2 separate regions of the Homo sapiens genome follow, and region 1 is linked to region 2. Evidence: chromatin loops called from intact Hi-C (ENCODE). Cell type or tissue: GM12878. All regions are shown on one strand.

What was found. A loop is a pair of places that touch in the nucleus more often than their neighbours do. Peaks named below come from ENCODE experiments on the same cell type or tissue, not always from the same donor. Only the 100,000 strongest peaks of a DNase experiment are listed, where the experiment ranks them.
Region 1: it touches region 2 in a loop (4-fold over the local background); 2 of 110 quality-filtered maps call a loop at or near these places.

The regions. Positions count from the first base shown.
Region 1 is chr1:107,498,135-107,500,634 of GRCh38, forward strand. No RefSeq gene overlaps it. Among named protein-coding and RNA genes, the nearest start is that of NTNG1, 360 kb to the left of the region's middle. In GM12878, no CTCF peak of the experiment used is centred here; a DNase peak (open chromatin) is centred at 1,377; H3K27ac peaks cover 934 bases.
Region 2 is chr1:107,429,648-107,432,147 of GRCh38, forward strand. It overlaps NTNG1 (netrin G1), which reads left to right. Exons shown (of 8, transcript NM_001113226.3): 6 at 1,103-1,270. Among named protein-coding and RNA genes, the nearest start is that of NTNG1, 290 kb to the left of the region's middle. RefSeq lists an enhancer at 2,206-2,500. In GM12878, a CTCF peak has its summit at 1,189 (motif pointing right); a DNase peak (open chromatin) is centred at 1,194.

The DNA.
Region 1 (2,500 bases), 68 kb after region 2:
AACCATGTATTATGTAGACTCTCTGTTTCAGTGCCATTGCACGCACTAGGGATGCAAGAATGAACAGTTGGTCCTTGAGCGCCAAGAGGTCATGGCATAGCAGGGGAGATAGGCAGGTACCAATGCGGATGTGTGTCAGAAAGAAGTCAGACTGGAAAGAATCCAATCTGACACGTCTGATCAGCAGTGCTTGCTTGGAGGTGTCTTCTCATTTAAAATGCTAACAGTATGGAGCTATATCATTAATCATTGAATCATTTTATTAAATGGACAAATCTGAAAGAGAATGGAGAACAAGTGGGTCAACAGTAGAAAGACAAATAGAACAAATAGGGGCCACAACTTAAATACCTTTAGCAGTCAGACAAGGAGTGGCTTGTGGAACCATAAGGAGTGATGGGGACTTTATGCCCTGCCTAAGTGCATTCACAGTCCATTTCCTTTCAAAACTCTGTGGCAAACCAAATAGCTCCACAGGGCAAGATCGGCCCACTGGAAGCCATCAGCAAACTGCCCCAGTTGGGTAAGAAGTGCCAAGGATCCTGAACCTTCACATCCTGGATGCTGTTCCACCACCATGAAGGAGCTGCGTGTCTTTGGACAAGTAACACAAATTATTTGAGCCTCAGTCTTCTGCTCTGAAAACCAACATAACAATTGCTACCCCATAGAGTCCTGTGGGATTCACAAATGTAGAATTGGTTCTCCATTATAGGAGTGCTATTAAATCAAGAAAAACCAAAAAGCCAAAGAAATGACCATAGAAGGGTTACTGACACCACCTTAATTTCCCAGTTATGTACAGAGTTCAACTTTCAAATAAGATGAAATCATAAGCAATGGCACCTGGACTCTTTTGGTTTCCAAGTCTTCCCCTCTTTTTATCCAGGCCACGTTCTCCTTGACAGAGCTGTCTACAGATAACACCAATTCACTTTCACTACAGGTTGGGAAATTGTTCTGAAGATAGCAATCTACTTATGCAACTGCATATACACATTTTCATTTCTTTTGGCAATAAAGCCTTTTAAAAATGTACTTTTTCAACATGTGGCCATAAAACTATTGAGTAGGACCTTATAATCTCAGGACCAAGAATTTTATTAATAGAACAAAAAGGGAATTTTAACCAATATTACAAAACTACAGCAGTCAAGAAGCTGTTTCCTGAACAACATAATAGCTAAGCCACGTGACCTTTGCTGCCATGTGAAGAGCAAGAAATTCTCTAAATTAAATCAGTCAGAATGGCAAACCTGAGAGGCACCTCCTGACTGAGACCTCCAGCAACAGGGCAGAGGGCGAATCTGGGAAATCAAGCAGAATTGAGGTTCCCCTGAGACAGCAGTTAAGAGTTGAATCGGGAGGTGTTTCTAAGTTTGCCAAGTCCTCTCTTGCTGACAGACTGTGGCTTCCCAATTGAGTATTTCACTTTTGTTTTATGTTTCTGCTTCTGTGCCATGGCCTTGTAAATACCACAGTGTAATTACGGCAGGTTTCTGTTTTCTGAACCTGTACCTAGAAGGTAAAAACTCCCAGCTATGCATATGTGTCAGAACTAAAGGCAAAATAGGCTCATTGCCTCATGATACTCAGATGTACTTCTTTTGAAATGGGGCATTTGGGCTAAGCAGGAGCTGGGCCTCAGATGTACGTGGGGAGAAGGGGAGGCCACTCCTCTCTAGCCTTGGGACTCAGCTATTGTGGAAGCTATTCATAAATAATGGTGTTAAGGGGCACCTTCTCCCACTTGGGTTGTTTAGGATTCAGATGCTACCAAGAAGTGGAGTAAGGTAATGTTCTCTCCCCTCATTCGTCCCCACAACAAGTATATATTTGCATCTCTAATTTATTAAAATGCTGACCTGGGATGGATCAAATCCAGGACCAATTACAAGAAAGGACATAAGGAGCCATAAGAGGAAGGTGACTCTGGAGTCAGTGCCACAGCCTCAGGTGCAGGGGAGAGGTTTAGATTGCAACCTAGCCATCTTTGTGGTATGAGGGTACTTTGGGGAAGTGGCTCTGAGTATGATCAGCGCTCCCACAGGAAATAATGGGACACTCAAACAAAAAAATTGGCCAGGCATGGTGGCTCAGGCCTGAGAGGCTGAGGCGGGAGGATTGTTTGAGCCCAGGGGTTTGAGGTTGCAGTCAGCTATGATCATGCCACTGGACTCCAGTCTGAGTGACAGAGCAAGACCTTTTCTTAAAAAGTTGGGGAGGGGGAGAAATTGAGGAGCATATAATGAAGAGACTATGAATAAAGCTAACGATTAAAAAATGATAAAGTATTGAGTTGGGGAAACAGATACCAGCCCCTAGGCCTAAAGTGTGAGAATGTGAGCTGTCACCAGAACCTGAAGAGACTGGCAGCTTTATGGGAGCTGTGGGCTTTGGTAGAGAAACCAGCCTATGCCAACTTGCATCCTGGCAGGAAAGAATCCTGGGAAATAAACTCCCATCCTCTGCTCTTGAGTCTCCTGCCAGAGCCTCTCAT
Region 2 (2,500 bases):
AAAATTTGCAGTATCCTGGCTGACCTTCCTTATAAATGTCCAACTAGGCCTACCCTCATATTCCATGAAGACAAAACAGATACCCCACCTAGTTACCACTCACACTTTTGTGATAATTATTTCTACCAACAGAGACTTTGTCATTATCATTTATTTTTAAAAGGTTGAATTGGATTTACAACTTCTTTCTCTAGTTGAGATGCAAGAAAGAAGAAATCTAGTCACCCTCCACCCTTCCCCAACTACTCTCATGCTCTTCTTCATCTCCCTGTCTAGTCATTACCACCATCACTCCTAAGCCTCAGAGACACCTCTAACATTTCAGAGAAACCAAGGAAAAGAAAGGTGGGGTTACAGTAGCTACCTAATTCTTCTTTTGTAGCAAACTATTCTTGAAACTTAAGAGAAAAGGAGGGAATCTTAAAAGCACCTTTTCGCACAAATTATCTCCCTGCTTTTTTTGTCTTCTCTCACACATATACATACAGATTTGGTCTGAAGAAAGGCTTAAGAAAGCCATCTTCTCTTAGCATTGGGGAAAAACAAAAATAAAGAATTGTTTAGTTGTCTAGAACTCTATTAAATTTGCCATGATGTATATGAAACCCCGACTGAGTTGCTGTCTTGGCATGATGTCAGAGAGCTAAAGGAGCCATGGTGATGGTACTTAGACTCTCAATGCTCACACAGTCCCCTCTCACTTTTTTTAAGGCTGAAAAGATGAAAACAAGGGAAATGGTGCAAAGACACTAAAATTCTCCATCTGCAAAAAATAAAAATAATAGACTTTTTCATCACTAGAAACTGAGGCTTCCCAAATTTTAAAAGGTGTACACCTGCAAATGCTTCTGTTCATTTTGTCTGCCAAGAATTAACAATCTTCAGTCTTGTTCCGAATGTCCGACCTTTCTATCCTGCTTGAAACAGATGCTATTTCCGTGCCAGTCACAACCACCTGTTGCCACCATGTGTTGTGTTGAATCACATATATGTAATGCCATTCCACCGTCTTTTCTCCATCCCTCATTTTACCCAAGCATGTAGTATGCTATTACTCTGCTACTGTATACACTCTGTATACATTTCTGTTCTTCCTTGCAAGATTGTGAATGCTTCGGCCACTCCAATCGATGCAGTTATATCGATCTGCTAAATACAGTCATTTGCGTGAGCTGTAAACACAACACTAGAGGGCAGCACTGTGAGTTATGCAGGCTGGGCTACTTCAGAAATGCTTCTGCACAACTGGACGATGAGAATGTGTGCATAGGTCAGTTCCATTACAATTTCAGCTATTCTTCTGTGCCTTTTGAGCTACGGGGAGATATTTAGGGTGGAGAGGCTGGCGATTTGCACCGCGGTTGAGCCAGAATGAACTTTCTCAATGTAGAAAATATCCTATGGTAGATTTCACTTGTGATTTCACTTGTATTGGTTGAAATCATAGTTGGGGGATATACTTTGAACCCTTATGTTGTTGCTTTAAATATGATGATCTCAGAAATCATGTTAAAGAAATTAAGAATTTTCTTTCTTCCCGTTTTTTGCTTTTGTATGAAATTGTAAAACCTGATGATTCTGAACTGATCTTATAGCCTTAAACTTAAGGCTATACATTCAACTTTCAAAATAGAAACTCATTATATGCGATTTAATTATAGATATGAAAAATTAGGGTACAGATTCTTGCATATAATTGGTGATCAACGAGTATTGATAGATTGAAAATGTTGCTATTTGAGATTGAAAATGACTAGCAACTGGAAATGTAAAAGTTTGTCTGACTTCTTCATCCATAGCAATGAAATTCCATTTATTGAATTTTCCTACAGCTCCCAAAAAGGAGGAGTAATTTCTCAAAAGTATTCTAGGCAACTAATTATCTTAGCCCTGGAAAACTGCGTCCACAGAGGCCCCTGAGCACTTTCCCTTCCCTCCCCACCAATGACTACTGCTCTTGGCACCTAGGGAGGACCAGGCACCTTTCCCACCCAGAAAATCTCCTACCTTTTACATAGTGAAACCTGTCTTTAAGAATATGGGGGTGCCAATGGAAAAATAAGAAACAATAAATGGAATTTCACTTCATAATTCACTCTGAAGCAATGCATATATTTGAAATGCTGAAAAATATATGTGTAGCCATTACCACACCAGTAGGTAGCTATATAGGCACCCAGTTTTAAAGGTAGACTTTTTCACATTGAGGTACGTTCAATAGGATACACAAGCTGAATAATGACAAGCAATCTTTTTATCAAGAAAAGAAATCCAATTCGTATTTCTGTGATCATTGTCCTCTGATTGGATCGTCAAGATCCAAGTGTCACAAAAAAAAGCTGTTGAGTTGTTTTTAATCAAATTGGGCCAAGTATATATAATACTGTTGGTGTCTACAGTACTTTCTGTATTTCAGAGCATCTCCTTATTTATTATTTGTCAATTAGGAGAGAAAGTACTGGACTTAGAGGCCAGAAAGCTAGGCTCAAATTTCCGTTTG